2 separate regions of the Mus musculus genome follow, and region 2 is linked to region 1. Evidence: chromatin loops called from intact Hi-C (ENCODE). Cell type or tissue: gastrocnemius. All regions are shown on one strand.

The links. Hi-C counts contacts between places; a loop is a spot of excess contacts. Peaks named below come from ENCODE experiments on the same cell type or tissue, not always from the same donor. Only the 100,000 strongest peaks of a DNase experiment are listed, where the experiment ranks them.
Region 2: a loop joins it to region 1, with 2.2 times the contacts of the local background. A loop is called at or near these places in 2 of 42 quality-filtered maps.

The regions. Positions count from the first base shown.
Region 1 is chr8:3,447,415-3,455,414 of GRCm38, forward strand. It overlaps Arhgef18 (rho/rac guanine nucleotide exchange factor (GEF) 18), which reads left to right. Exons shown (of 29, transcript NM_001370668.1): 21 at 969-1,154; 22 at 2,882-3,022; 23 at 3,367-3,500; 24 at 4,077-4,124; 25 at 4,217-4,264; 26 at 4,401-4,871; 27 at 5,624-5,957; 28 at 6,745-6,870; 29 at 6,958-8,000. The coding sequence ends at 7,121. Among named protein-coding and RNA genes, the nearest start is that of Pex11g, 16 kb to the right of the region's middle. In gastrocnemius, a CTCF peak has its summit at 3,472; a DNase peak (open chromatin) is centred at 3,455.
Region 2 is chr8:3,389,696-3,397,695 of GRCm38, forward strand. The region is part of intron 10 of Arhgef18 (rho/rac guanine nucleotide exchange factor (GEF) 18); the gene reads left to right. Among named protein-coding and RNA genes, the nearest start is that of Gm46029, 33 kb to the right of the region's middle. In gastrocnemius, no CTCF peak of the experiment used is centred here; DNase peaks (open chromatin) are centred at 3,296 and 5,067; H3K4me3 peaks cover 2,103 bases; H3K27ac peaks cover 1,974 bases.

The sequences.
Region 1 (8,000 bases):
GGGTGTGAGGCAGAGGCAGGCAGATCTCTCGAGTTTGAAGCCAGCCTGGTCTACAGAGTAAGTTCCAGGATAGCCAGGGCTACACAGAGAAACTGTCTCGGAAAGAAAAAAAAAGTATTATGTATGTGGGCAGTGGACATACAACCAATGTTCTTAACCACTGAGCCATTTCACCAGCTCCAGGAGGCTGAGCTGGGAAGATTAGTGGGAATTCGAAGGCAGCCTGTATTAAAGATAGCTTGCCACCAAGCCTAACAATCCATAGCCTGGCTGTAATTGGGTGACCAAGGAATGGGGAAGCTCCACCCTATGGGGGGGTGGGGGGATAAAATCCTATCGCAACAAAACAAACAGGGACTGGAGAAATGGCTTAGCAGTTAAGAGTGCTTGCTGCATCACCATGTAGGCCAGGGTTCAGACCCAACACCTACATAACGAGCCAGATATCCTATGCACACACGTAGCGACAGGTCTGAAAAGTGAAGGCAGGATTTGCTGGCTTTCAGCATAGCTGAGAAAGCAAAGCCCCAGTTTGGGAAGAGACCCTACCGCACGTGAATACGCAGAATGATGGAGAAGCACACCTGACACCCTCTTGTGGTCTTCAAGCGTTTGCACAGATGTGCACACCCAAACATATTCATGCACGCTCATATGCACAAATAAATAATTTGGGAGGCTTTTTGAAACAGGGTCTCTCTATGTAGTCCTGGCTGTATTTCGTGGACCAGAGATGCCTCTGTCCCCCAAGTGCTGCAATTAAAAGCGTGTGCCACCTTGCTCAGCAAGTAAATGTTTAAAAAAAAAAAAACAACAGCAACAACAACCCAGACTGGCAAGGTGGATCAATGTGTAAATCCTTGCTGCCAAGCCTGATGACCCAGGTTTAATCCTCTGGTCCCACCCTCACAGCCTGACTCCAAGGCCAGGTCCCTAAGGCTGACCACCACCTCTGGGTTCTCCTGTAGAGCGACTGAGCCTGAAAGACCAGCTGATTGCCCAGAGCCTTCTGGAGAAACAGCAGATCTACCTGGAGATGGCTCAGCTGAGTGGGCTGGAAGAGTCAGCCCAGAACCGAGGCCTCTTCCGAGGAGGAGGAGACCCCTCTGAGACCCTGCGGGGGGAGCAGATTCTCAGATCGGCCATGAGTGAGAGTAAGTTAGCCTCCCCACTGAGCTATGCTATGATATTCCAGGGCGGGTTACCTGGGGGACCAAAGCCAGGCTCAGTTCTCTATTGCTCACCCAGGACCACCGTCATTTTGCTTTTTTTTATAATCCAGGGAATGGAATCCAGCATGTGCAATGGCTCTACAGCTGAGCTCTACCCAAATCCTTTAAGCACTTACTCAACAAATGCTCCCTGGGTGACCTTATGTTCTGGGGTAGGGGGAGGAGGGGATAAAGCTTGAGCCTAAGAGATGGCCAGCAGGTAAGGGTACTAGCACCCACATACGACAGCCTGAGCTCAGTCCTAGAGATCCACATGGTACCAGGAGAGAACCAACAGTACAAATACAGGTTGTCCTCTGACCTCCACACGCGTGCTGTGTCACATGTGTACACTGGAACACAAACCAATTAATCAGTGTAAGCTAGATTGTTGTTAGGAAAACATAGGTCCCTAATAATATCCTCAGGAAAATACATATGCTCTTTTGAGGGACTTCTGGAGTACAGAATGTACCCTAACCTTGGGCCAGAACATTACCTCTAGCTCTGGCAGGCTTGCAGGCTAAACGCCCGTGGTGTAAACCATGGGGTATATATCACCTGCCGTCTTCACACAATTCTAGCTTGACCATACAGAGACACCTCTGCCAACCTCAAAGCTAGACCTGGTAAGGGCAGCCTTTATTGCAACAGGACCACCTAGCAGTACCAGTGCAGCCACCAGGGCTCCATGATGTCGAGCAGGGTAGGAAACCAGTGCTTAATGGCTCTCTTCCATCAGCAAGTCAGATCACTCAACCCTTTGCCAGCACAGATTAGCAAAAGACCCAGTGGGTGTCTTGCTCTCTCCAGCAACACCTGCAATGCCCTTTCACCTCTGCCTCCTGGGCTATTGTTCTTTGCCTCCAATAACACTGACAAATGTGGCACTTGGACTGGGACTATTTTCCCTGCTTCTTCACCTGGCTAGAGACTTTGAAATACTAGCAGGCCATTGAACGGTATTAGACCACTCTTACCCTCATGGATAGCCCTCTTATGTGGCTCTTCATTTAACATGTGTCTCTTACTAGACCTAGGTAAGGACTGGTACATCACATCCCTAGGCCCAGACAGGGAACTGATGACAGACCCAAGTAACATTAACACCAGTCCAACTTGGTGAATCAGTAAGTTTGTTTGGGTCATCTACAGGAAGGAGCAGGGATGAAGGTTTGCTTACAGCTTAAAAGCAGCTGTATCACTGAAAGCTACCCCAGCCTAACAAAAGCTAGGACCTTGAAACTTTCTTCAAGACTTGCAGGTGAATTTGGCTGGACAGGTTGAAGAGCTCTTCTCCCCAGCAGTCCTTTCTGTAGGTAACCTTTAGTAAGTTTCAGGAACTTCGTGAGATTTGTACATTGTTGAGTTCCTGAGTCTTAACAAGCTTCCCTTCAGAACTTCCTGAATCTTAAGGAGCCTATCTCCAATGGCTGCCTGATTGCCTTGGCCTCTCCCTTAGATGCTGAGGATGATGGGGGCTCTGTTGTTAGAGTGCTTGACTAGCACTGGCTTCTACCTTCACCACTGCCTAAGCTGAGGTAGTGGTGTATACCCTTCATCTTAGCACTCACTGCCACACTTGCTCCTTGCTCATGTCTGGACTTCCCCACTACCCGTAGTATAACCTCATCACCTGCTGACTCATGTCCCCCACCTCTCCCTCACAGTTGAGGGCATCCAGAGCCTGATCTGCCAGCGGCACCTGGGCAGCACCAGTAGCCAAGTGGAGGAGGGAAGTGTCTCTGCAGGCCTGCCTCGGCGGGCTGAGACCTTCGGGGGCTATGACAGTGTGGGAAGCCCTAGCAAGGGTAAGTGTGTCACTTTCCTCCGAGGCTGTGCCTTGGGAAGCCCATGCGCAGCAGATCCAGTGTTATGTACGGTGTAATTTCTTGAAATTTTAGTTTTGAGCCTTAGCCTTTAATGGCCAAGTTATCTCTCCAGACTTGGGAGTGTAATTTCTGACTGAGAACATTCCTCGGATTTCTGGGTATTGTGGGCTCTGTACTACAAACAAACAAATAAAAAATAAAATAAAGCAGGCCTCCAGGAATACACTAGCCTGCATTTATTACATGGGCTGGTCTCAGAAAAGGGGGATCCCAAGCCTTGTGGGATTCATAGCATCCTCTTGTTTTCTGCTTGGGGTCTCCAGGTGGCAGCTTTAAAAGGAAGGTATCCAACAGTGACCTCAGGCCCCAAGACTGGCAGGGACCTGCTAGCAGCCCAGACTCCAGGCCCTGTGACAACAGCGCCCCCAGTGGCTGCTGTGAGGAATCGCCACAGGCTGTAAGTGGCTTCTGATCATTTTGATTTGCATGGGTAAAGACAGTCCACGTTGACATAACGCGACAGCCTTCAAAATTACTCCTGCAAACTCCTGGGAATGGCAGGTAGTAGCTTGGGAAGGAGGCAGAGGGGAGGATGGACACAACATAGTTGCCTCAACTTCATCAGGTCCAAAATGCCCCACATTGTTTCCACAAGCTATACAGAGTGTGTGGTGACATCTGCCAGGGCTCCTGACTGGCCCTTCCCTTTGACGCAGCGCATCCATTGCTGTTGAGGTTTCCAGAGGCTAAGGCTACCTGCCCTGGCTGTCTTGAACTTGAACTGGATGTGTATGTGTTTATTGCATGAACAATAAGCTTCATAAGCAACAAGCTTCACTTCCAAGCCCACCCTACTGTAGAGCGTCAGCCACCCACCCATCTCCCAGCCATCCCAAAACCTTCGTTTTCCAGACTCTCAGATAGGCATACATCAGATGGCCATAGTCACAGCCCAGCACTGAGTTCTGTCTCCTCCCGTAGTGTGCTGTGGTGGTTTAGATCCCATTTGATACTGTCATTCTTGTCTTAATAGGTGGAGATGCCTAGCACAGAGAGCCTGCCCACTGTCCTGGAATTAGAGGTACCGCCCCTGCTCCATCTCCCACAGGGACAGCATGCCCATATGCCCTATGTACCATCATCAAGTAGACCAATTTGGCTTTCTCTCTGCAGCTGGTCCACCGGGTCCAGACACTGTCGCAGTTGCTTCTTAGTCTCCAGGTACCTGCAGCATTAGGGAGGGACTGGCTGCTCCTGCCCTTCACTGATGGGCTGGGTCTAGCCAAGGGCATGACTCTCATCAGACCCACCCCGTCCCTGTCCCTGTCCCTGTCCCTGTCCCTGTCCCTGTCCCCAGGCGGTCATCGCTCAACAGGATAGCTATGTGGAGATGCAAAGAACGGCCATCCAGGAGCGCGAGAAGCAGTTCCGGCTGCAGTCAACACGTGGGAACCTGCTGCTGGAGCAAGAGCGGCAACGCAACTTTGAGAAGCAGCGTGAGGAGCGCGCCGGTGTGGAGAAGCTGCAAAGCCAACTTCGCCAGGAGCAGCAGCGATGGGAGCGGGAGCGGGCACGCCAGCAGCAGGAACTGGAGCTGGCCGGTGCGCGACTGCAGGAGCGAGAGGGCGAGGCACGCCAGATGCGCCAGCGGCTGGACCAGGAGCGCACCGAGCTAGAGCGACAGCGCCAGGCCTACCAGCATGACCTGGAGCGTCTGCGTGAGGCCCAGCGAGCAGTGGACCGTGAACGTGAGCGCCTGGAGCTGCTGCGCAGGTTCAAGAAACAGAACACTGTACCAGGGGCACTGCCCCCGGAGGTGCTGGCAGAGGTTAGTGGGCCTGTATGGCCAAACCCACTAAGCTGGAAATGTGGCTCAGTTTTGTGCTTGCCTAGTGTGCATGAAGCCCCTTGTTCCAACCCCAGCACTGTATTTAAAAAAAAAAAAAAACATCAAATGTGGTGGCATAGCCCTGTTATTCTAGCACTGAAGAGTTAGAGGTAGGACATTAGAACATCCTTGGTTACATAGCAACTACAAGACCATTTGGGCTATGTCAGACCCTAGGGCATTGGTGCCGGGCCTAACATCACATACTTTTTTACCTTTAATCCCAGCACTTAGAATACAGAGATGGATCTCTGTGAATTTTAGGCCAACCTGGTCTACACAGAGTTCCAGGACAGCCAGGGCTACATAGAGAGGCCCTGTCTCCAAAAACAAAAAAACAAAAAAAAAGTTTATGAGTAGTCAGATATAAGTTGTGTGGCCACATTTGAGAGAGAGAATATGAATATGGCTCAGTGTGACCATGGGTATACACATACTGATGTGCTCCAAGAACTGTCAATCACCAGAAGCAACTATAGATGGAAGCAGTGCTCTGCAGAGTGCAGAATAGACCTTCCTAGCTGCAGACTGGATGCAGAGCTGGGTGGGCAACACCCATTCATCTCTGAGCATTTAACAGCCATGTTTGATCCTCCCCGGGCCAAAGCCACCAGAAGGCTAGGAGGCCTGGTGTGGGTTAATAGCCACCAGCAGGCTTAGCAGCAGTAGGATGTGTCTTCCGTTACTTCCAGGCCCAACCTGCAAGCCACCCTCCCAGCTTCAATGGCGATGGGCTGGAGGGGCACTCGGCCCCAGCCAAAGCACCAGGAACCCAAGGGAGCGCGATGCTACATGGCACAGGACCTGACAACGTAGAGCGACCCGAGGTGGCCCGCTGGGACAGTGCCCCCCCTGAGAGCCGGCCAGCCAAGAGCGATGTGCCCATCCAGCTACTCAGTGCCACCAATCAGATTCAGAGGCAGACAGCCGTGCAACAGCAGATCCCCACCAAGCTGGCCGCCTCCACCAAGGGTGGCAAGGAGAAGGGCAGCAAGAGCAGGGGTTCCCAGCGTTGGGAGAGCTCAGGTGAGCTGCACCCCACCCCCACCACTCAGAGAAGCTGCACACCCCTCCCAGTGGACCTGTCCCAGCAGCATATCTGGAATGCAGACAGGGAGGCAGATAGGCAAGCACCAGTGTGCGCAAGAAGACAGAGAGGTTCACTTTTCCAGTTGCATTTCTGTTGTGATAAAATACCCTGACTCACAGTTCCAGGTTTGAGTCCATCGTGGTGAGGAGTCAGAGCAGTGAGAGCTTGAGGCAGCCTCTCATAGCCATTCAGGAGCAGAGAGAAATGAATGCATGTATGCTTAGTGTCCGGCCAGCTTTCTCTGAACCACGGCCCAAACCTAAGAAATGGTGGCGCCCCAGGCTGGGACTTCCACACCAGTTAAGGCAAATAAGACAGATACTCACAGATCAGCCTGATGTAGAAAATCCTTCCCTGAAACTTTTGGCCCAGGTTGTGTTGACAAAACTAACCATCATGCTCATTTACTTAGGGCTTACCAGCTGAGGCACAGGACAAACACTAGGGCTGTACCCAGCATCTTTGTCCCCTCACCATAGAGATTCCCTATCCCCTGTTGACACAGAAGGTATTGTGGGACTACTCCGTAAGCAGAATCCATGTCCCAGTGATCATGGGGAAGGGATGTCTGCTTGGAAGCCACACACTTCTCTCTTGCTGACACTGAGTGACTCCATGCCACCTTTCAAAGTACTTATCTGGTGCCCACTCGGAAGTACGAGTAGGGAAGACCCACCCCACCAGATGGCATAGAGCCGGGTCCTAGCGCCTTCCCTCTTCCAGCGTCCTTCGACCTGAAGCAGCAGCTGCTCCTCAGCAAGTTCATAGGCAAGGATGAGAGTGCATCACGGAACCGCCGTTCACTGAGTCCCGTCCTGCCTGCCGCCCATGGGTCTGCACCTGCCTCAGGTGAGCCCAGCCACTGGCCATTGTGAGCCCAGCCACTGTTTGTGGTGGCATCTGACACTCCCGTAACCACCCCCAACTCTCTTCCAGACCCCTGCTTCCCAGCCCCAAGCCCGGCCCCAGCTGCCACACCCCCCGAGGCCTTCAAGTTCGGAGGCACATCACTACCACCTGTCTCCCCAGCTTCCTCGCTGCCAACCACACCACTCGCCACCACAGATGAAGTTAGTAAGGAAGATGTCATCTTCTTCTGAGGGGCCATGGCCCCAAGGGCAGACCCCTTTCTGTCCTGATACCCTTTATGTCTCTGGGGATCCTATGGGTGACTGTACTGTCTGGCCGTCCCCTTCCCCTGCACAAGCACAGCCAGGCACTTGTTCCCTTGAGATTGCCCAAATGGTATGCCTTGAGTCTCACAGCTCGCTATAGATTTAGTGGCAAAACATGGGTAGCCCCCTTGAACACACATACATACATGCATATATATGTATATGTGTGTGTGTATATATATATATATTATATATATATGTATGTGTATATATGCTCAAAGTTCTTTTAAGTTGAAGGTGGAACCCCCCAGAGGTATAAAGCCCAAGACTTGGGAGCCAGCCAGGAGACAGAGCAGGGCAGGCAGGTCTGAGAAGATACCGGCTCCAGGGGCAGACTCCATAACCCCCAGGAATCTCTGAATTAAACTGAGTCATTTTGCACCAGAAGGCACTAGAATCACCCAGAGTCCAGCGAATCTCCACTTCCAAAGCAGCAACTGGCACTGGCCACAGCCTTGACCAGAAAATGGCCTGGGCAACTCCAGAGGATACAGAAAGACTCAGGCAGCCCCGGGCAATCCATGGAGCAATGGACTGGATCTGCGGGTTCAGAAATCAATCTGATGAGGGGTTACCAACTGTCACTCCTTGCAGTAGGCTGGGGTCTTCCCAACTCTGCTTCTCAGGGGGCACCTGCCATGTCCGCCCATCCACCTTACCTGGGATGCAGAACCCCAGTTTCAGCAGGGCAGCACAGACCGTGTTTGATCGCTGTGAAATGAGCAGATTTTTCCTGGTCCTGTCAGTGTTCTCACAGAAAAGCAGAGCTAACACATTCAGGGACATGTGGAGGAATAGCCTAGT
Region 2 (8,000 bases), 58 kb before region 1:
TCTGTGCTTGGCAAATAGACCTAGGTTACTGGAATCCCTGGAGAGAGAGAGAACTCTGATTGTCCCTGGGATTTAGAACTTACCCTTTTGAAATCAAGCCCAATTTTGAGGAGAATTAAAGAGAAGGTGGTATGTATGGTAGTTGCTCCTTAAAAGACATGTATGTTGTATCTTTTAAGATGTAGTTCAGCTGGCAGAGCATTTGTCTAGCATGCAGAAAGCTCTGGGCTCCGCCTTCAGCACAGGTGGTGCATGCCTGTGTTCCCAGAATTCAGGATGTGGAGGCAGGAGGATCAGAAGCTTAATACCATAGTAGGTTAGTGTTGGGAGCCGCGCCCACATTCGCCGTTACAAGATGGCGCTGACAGCTGTGTTCTAAGTGGTAAACAAATAATCTGCGCATGTGCCGAGGGTGGTTCTCCACTCCATGTGCTCTGCCTTCCCCGTGACGTCAACTCGGCCGATGGGCTGCAGCCAATCAGGGAGTGACACGTCCTAGGCGAAGGATAATTCTCCTTAATAGGGACGGGGTTTCGTTTTCTCGCTCTCTTGCTTCTTACACTCTTGCTCCTGAAGATGTAAGCAATAAAGTTTTGCCGCAGAAGATTCTGGTCTGTGGTGTTCTTCCTGGCCGGGCGTGAGAACGCGTCTAATAACAGGTTAGATAGTAAATTCAAGCTTGGATACATGAGATCCTATCGTGTGTGTGTGTGTGTGTGTCTGTGTGTGTGTGTGTGTGTCTGTGTGTCTGTGTGTGTGTCTGTGTGTGTGTGTCTTTGTGTATCTCTGTGTGTGTCTCTGTGTCTGTGTGAATGTGCACATGTGTCCATGCATGTAAACATTAGTAGCAAAAGGTCAAACTACAGAGTATTTACAAGCAAGACTCAGGCAAGTTCAAGGTTCAACTGCAGGACATCAGCACTGTTGGCCTTTGAGGCTAATCATCCCCCTAGAATGACCTTGACCCACTAGGCACTAATAGCACCTGCCTAGTCTAAAGTCGTGACAAAATGTCTCCAAACATTGTCAAATGTCTTTTGTTGGTGCAGGATGGCCCAAGGTGAGACCTGGTTATCTAAGACTACCAGCAGGCCCTAGGGTGTGTAAGAACAACAGACCTAGTGCCTCCCAGACACCTGAAAGACCGGCTTTTCTTCATCACCCTGTCCCCACCCCTTTTTTGTCATAGTGTCATTTTACTCATTCAGGGACTATAGGACAGTCTGCCTGTGGCTACTGCTGTTTATTGTAATGGTGACTGGACACAAGAGACATGACACATTAGGCCAGTATTCCACAGCTGAGCTACACCCCAGTCCCTCATTGGGGGATTCTAGGCGGGTGCTCTACTACTGAGACACACCTCCAGCCTGATTTTTACTTTTGAGATAGAATGTCTTCTTTTGAGACAGGGTTTCTCTGTGTAGCCCTGGCTGTCCTAAAACTTGCTCATCAACCAGGCCGGTCTCAAACTCAGAAATCTGCCTGCCTCTGCCTCCCAAGTGCTGGGATTAAAGGCCTGTGCCACCACTGCCTGGCGGTTGTCTTCACTTTTGAGTAGGTGTGGTGTCATGATTTCTTTCTCCTTTTTCTTCTCTCCTCTCCTCTTCTCCTCCTCTTTTCCCTCTACCCCTTGACCTCCCATCTTTCTTTCTCTTTCTCTTCCTTTCTTTCTTTTTTCTTTTTTTCATTCTTTCTTTCATAAAACAGTCTCATATAGCCCAGGCTGCCCCCAAATTTCAAACTTGCCATGTAGTCAAAAATGAGTGGGACTTCCAGTCCTTCTGGAATTATAGTCATGTATCATTACAGCCAGTTTATGCGGTGCTGGGGCTGGAGGCCAGAGCTTCACGAATGCTAGACGAGCACTCCCCAAACTGAGCTGTATCTTTAGCCTTTCTTATTGTATGTATTGCCTGCTTGTAGCATTCAGGTAACCATGGTAGGGCTGAGTGGATTGTAGCATTGTCTGCTAAGCTGGAGTTCTTTTCTGGAGGGCTCCTTAGAGGTACACACTGGCAGCAAGCACCTTTACTCACTGAGCCATCTTGCTGCCCCAAGGATTTTAGTTTTGTTTGTTTGTTGTTTGTTTTTGGAGACAGAGTCTCAGGTAACCCAGGCTGCCCTCAAATTGACCACGTAGCCAGGGATGCTTTAAGCTTCTGCTTCTCCAGCTCCCACCTACCTAGAAGTGGGATTGTTGATCTCCATCACCACGAATGGTTTTTCATATGGGTTGAGGGTGGAAACCCAAGGCTTCTCAAACAACAGACAAACACTCTTAAACATCTCAGCCCTCCAAAAAGTTTATGTATTTCTCTTTCTTAGTTTTTTGTTATTCTTTGAGGAAGGGATTGCTTTGTTTTATATTGCTTTTTAAAAAGTAAAGCCTTGATATATCACAAAGGCTGTTTCCAAACTCCTGGGCTTATGTGATTCTTCTGCTTTGGCCATTTAAATACCTAGGACTACATGTGTGTGCCCCTTTGCCAAGCTAGAAGTTATCTTGGGCAAGAGAAAGCTAAGTGGTCAAAAGCACTTGCTGCTCTTGTAGAGAATCCATGATAGGTTCCCAGCACCCACATAGTGAGTGGTTCATAATCATCCTTAACTCCAGTTTCAAGGAATCGAATTCCTTCTCTGGGCCTCCTCAAGCATATGTGTGTGTGTAGGTCAAAGAACAACTTTGTGGTAATCATTCTCTCCTTACAAGATGTGGGTTCCTGTTATCAGCTGAGGCTGGTGGCAAGCACTTTAGCCCACTGAGAGGTTTCACTGCTATCTCACCTCCAATAGGGTCTTTGATATGTTTCTCAGTGTTCAGCAGCTTGTTTGCAGATATCGGATGCTTCCTAAGTGGGAGTGTCTGGTATGCGAATGTGTGTTAGAATAGAGACAGTTTATTAGAGAACAAAAAGATACCCCTAAATCAAGGGACAAGACTGAGGCTCAAAAGCTAGCAGTAGGTGGTCTGAGAAATCCGTTGTGCTTCTCATACCCTGTCTACCAGCTTTGAGGATTTTTGTTGTGACAGTTTTGCTTTCTGTTCTTTTCCCGTTTTTCCTATGTGTTTGTGCATGTGGTGTGTGTATACGCGCCAGTATGTGTGCGGGCACACGTGTGTATGAGTGTGTATACCTATGTGCATATGCATGTGGAGGGCTGAAGTTGATATAAGGACAGGCTCCGCCAAGTGCAAAGTTCTAAAGTCCCAGGTGCTTGGAGGAACTACCTATTGCCGAGGCTCTGCCCCCTTCCGGGCCCCGCCCCTCTGGGGACGGCCTACTCATGCGCAGCTTGGTCTCGCACTGCATACCGCTTCCGGCTCCTAGGAGGCCGGGCGGAGACTGCGAGAGCGACCCGGGAGCCAGCAGGGCGGAGAGCGGCCTGTGAGGGACCCCGCGGAGGTGAGGGAGCCACGGCGATTTTCGTGGCGCAGGGGCCGGGGTCGCGGACTCTTTGGAAACTACCTGGTATACAACACCCCCTCCCCCATGGTGCCGCAGGGCTGAGCACGCCTCCGATACAGGTGACCTCTTCCATACAAGTGGGGCTCCAAGTGGAGAATGTGGGGGTGCAGTGATGCAGACCATACCCAGTCACCCTGTCCCTGCGCCGTGGACGCTGTAGCCACTTTTCTTGGAAAGGAGAGAGAAAAGCCACACAACTGCATGCAGATTTTTGTCCCTGGCTTGGGGACACCAGGGCCAGGGGCAAGGGTGGAGTGTCCCTCACAGCAATCTCTTGCACCACTTTAGGCCCTCTGGAAATCTTGACATCGTTGCCTGCGAGCGTTTGGGTGCAACACCGTGCAAACTGGGTGTTTTCGTTTTTTTGCTTTCTGGATTTCTTCTAGGCGAAGAATTAAACCCGTGCGGTACAACTTTGATTGCTCCCAGGCAAACTGAGCGTTTTGTTGTTGTCCTCTCTTTATCTTCTTTTAAAGAATTACCGCCTGTAGCTCGGTGAAAGAAACGACTGGCCAAGCGAGGGAAAGTTTCTTGAAGTTTTTCACCCTCCGTCTTTGCTCGGGGCATTGGGACCTGGAGCTGACGTTCAAGGCCCCTTTCCATTTCTTGCTGGGAGCGTGACGAGTATGGGCGATTTGAAGATTGAAGGGCTTGGGTTTGGGTTTTTTGTTTGGGGGTTTTGTTGTTTTGTTTTGTTTTGCAGGTGTATGGATGGAATGGTTAGCCTTTGAACTGTGAGGAGAGAAATCTTGAGTGTCACATCAGACCTGAGCTTCTGGTCCCAGTTCTATCATATGAGCCATGTAACATCACCAAGCCTCAGTCTCTTCCTTGTCAAAATGAGAATAAGAACTTGATGTGGGTTCAGTGAGGTAACACGTGAAAGGGATGTAGTGGAATGTCTGGCATATGGTCGGTGCTCAGTGTTACATAACCTGTGGATATGGACCTGCTTCCAGACCCAGAGGATTGCTGTGTGTGAGTGTTGTGTGTGTGTGAGTGGGTGCCTGAAGCCAGAGGACAGCTTTGTAGAGTAGATTGTTTTTCTCCCTGAACATGAGTTCTGGGATTCGAACTTAGCTCGCCAGGCTTGTACTGCATGTGTTTTTGTCCACTGAGCCATCTCTGACCCCGAAGCCTAGACTGTAGGTGGTGTGAGTCTAGGACAGACAGTTGGATGTCTTCCTTGTTGGGTCAGGATTTAGACTTGTCCTGTTTGTCACTCCTGTTGGTCCCCAAGCTCATCTGGAGGGGAGGGACAGTGGCTTCTTTAAAAAATAATAATAATCTTTGTAATATATTGTGTTTTATATCAGTTGTTTTATTTTTATTATGTTGAGCCTTGAACCTAGTTCCTTGCACATACTAGGAAAACTCTCCACCAAGCCACTCCCCTATCCCTTATTTCAATTATTTATTATTATTTTCTGGAGGTCAGATGGCAACATTGTGATTCTGTCTTTCCACCTTTGGCAAACGGGCACAGCTCGAGTCTTAACCCCGTCCCAGGCTGGCCTTGAATCCCCCTCCCCCCTCCACTTCTCAAGGGCTGGGCCCCTTTTTCAATGTCACGGGTTAGGGAGATCCAGAGGTTCTGTGATTTCTCTTGTAAGTTCCTTGGTGAATGCCCAGACTTTCTCTGTTGGAGTGGCCCACGGCAACTTTGTTGCATAGCTGGGTGTAATTTGCATTCTTGTCACACAGGAGCAATTTGGCCACTTGCACTGCTTACCACCCCAGGCACCCTGGCTGTGGTAAGCAGCTGAGTCTCCCTGTGTTTATCTACTGCGAGATTAACATAGTTCTGATTTAACATAGTTCTGATCTTGTAGAGGTCTCCTTCATTTCTCCCGTCCTGGGTCATGTTTCCATTTCTTTCAACTCCCTATGTGACTTTTCAGCAATTTTCACCTCCAGCTGCTTTAAATTCTTTAAAGCCCCAAATCCTGTCGAAGACCCACCCCTCTTGTTTCTTTCTGTCTTGTTAAAGCAAACACTTTCCCTGCTGAACGGGAAGGGGAGATGGCTACCTTGTGAAAAACTCCCTCGCCAGGTGCAAGACAGTTCAGGGGGTAGCTCTGGAGGGACTGGAGGAATTTATTTTTAAAGGAGGAATGCAGCTAGCTAGCTGAGGGAGGAAAACTTTAAAACAACGTCCTCCCTGAGAGCACGGTGCTGGTCAGTTCCTGCTGCCATCTGTCTCTCCTGGGATCTGTTTCTTTCTCATTCAAATCAAGTTGGGAGTAAACTGAATTCAGCTGTTTTCTCTGCTTTTGTGAGCAAAAAGAGCCATCCCTTCAATTAAGTTTAAAAGGTAGTTAGGCTCTGTTAGAATGTGGCTCCTTTGGTGGCTTTCCTGAGTGCACAAAGCCCCAGCTCTCTGTAAGCCAGGGTGTGGTGGTAGCACAAGTGGTGGAGGCTTAGACGAACAGGAGTTCCAAGTGCTTCCTTCCTTGGTGCTAGCGAGTTTGAGGCAATCCTGGGCTACATGAGACCAGTCTGAAAAACAAACAAACAAACAAACAAAACCCCAATGTACTGATAGCAAATACACTGACTTGCATCATATCTTGAAAAAAATAAGTGTTCTAGTTACACATTTAAGAAATACTGTAATGGTTGCATTTTCAATATGTCAGCTTGGTTAGGCTCAAACATTCACTTCTGTTACTCTTTTAATGTGACAGTTTCATTGGGATACAAGTCATATGCCATAAAATTACCTTAAAACTATACTGCTCAGTGACTTTTGTATCAGTGGGCAGATGTAGAGCAAAACCATTGAGCCTTGTTGGGTATCTGCAGTAAGGGTGTGTGTTGCTTACAGGGGTGGGTATGGTAGTTACTGGATCACTGTGATCTTCATTATGCAATCCATGGAACTGTTAACTGAATTTTGGGAAGGACAGGGACTTGTGGGCATGGCTCTGTTCTGCAGTGGTTGCCTGGCAAGTATAGGCTGTGTGTTCTATCCTTCTAGCCAGAGGAGAAAGGAGAGGGGCAGATGGGAGGCTGGAAGGTGGAGATCCTTCTATACTTCTGCTAGACATTTAGAATGGTGCAGCTAGCTTTGGAAAAACTGATTCTGACAGTCCTGAGGTTAAACCTAGGATTAAGTGTCTAACCCAGAGAAAGGAATACAGAGCTCTATAGACATGTATGGCAGGGCTGCAGGAATGGCTGGATGAGTATGGGTACTTGTGTAAGCATGAGAACCTGCGTGCAGGTACCGGCACTAGCCCTTATATTTAAAAATAGAAAGAAAGAAAGAAACAAACAAACAGAAGCCAGGAGTGTCCGTGCTTCGCTTGAGTTCTAGGCCAGCTGGGTCTGTATGGTGAATTCAAGGCCTACAAGGGCTCCATATGAAACTCTGTATCAGACAAACACACTATGTACACACATACCTCTTAATCCCAGTGCTGTGGGGGAGATGGAGATAGGACCTGGGCTTCGTGGCTCCAGGTGAAGCCCAGGTTTAGTAAGAGACTCTGACTTAAGGGAATAAGAAAGTGTCAGAGTAGGATACACACCATCCTCCTCCAGCTCCCACACTCATGGGCACAAGTGCCTGCACACACACACAGGTGTGCACACACCATATACAAGTACTTTTGGAGGTGGTCCTTGATTTCCAATGGGATCACATCCTTGTCAGTGATTGGAGACTGATAACTAAGTAAGGTGGTAGGCTTCCTTTTGGTGTGATAAAAACATTTTAAAACTGGCAACTGGGTCTGTAAGATGGCTCATTGGATAAAGGAGCTCACTGCCAAGACTGATGACCTGAGTCTTTGTTCCGGGACTCCAGAGAGAAGAAAGAGCCAACTCTTACGTGTTGTCCTCTGACTTCCACACGCATGCTGTGGCACATGCATGGACACAAGTATGTAAAATGTAAAATTCATGGCAACCGTGAGTTGAGGACTGTTGGGAGGAAAGGAGCTAGAAGTGGGTATGTGTGCACGTGTGAACATGCACACGCATGCACATGTGTATCAGGGTCAGAAGATAGCCTGGATTATCAGTCCTCACTTCTTTTGAAGTATGGCCGCTCTTTGGCTGCAGCAGTCAACTGAAGCTGTTGGGATACTCAGGGTTCCTGTTGTTCACCTCCCACCTCACCGGAGGAATGCCAGGGTTATAGATGCGCACTACTGGGCTTGACTTGACTTTGGGATCTGAACTCAGATCATCATACTTGCCCATCCTACACTTCATCCTCTGAGCCCTCTTCCCAGTCCTGCCTTGTTTTTTTGACACTGGTCTGGAACTCATGAGGTAGCCTAGTTTGGCTGGCTAGCGCAGTCCAGGAAATTCCCCAGTCTTAGCCTCCCCAGTATCAGGGAAGTGCCACACACATGTGCCACCACACCCAGACTTTTTAAGTGAATTCTAGAGTTAAACTCAGGTCCTCAATGCTTGCTTTACCCACTGAGAGATCCCCCCAGGCCCATGGGATGAACTGCCAAAAACAAATTTTAATTACATGTATTTATTTCTTGAGTCCACACATGCACCGCCCCAGTG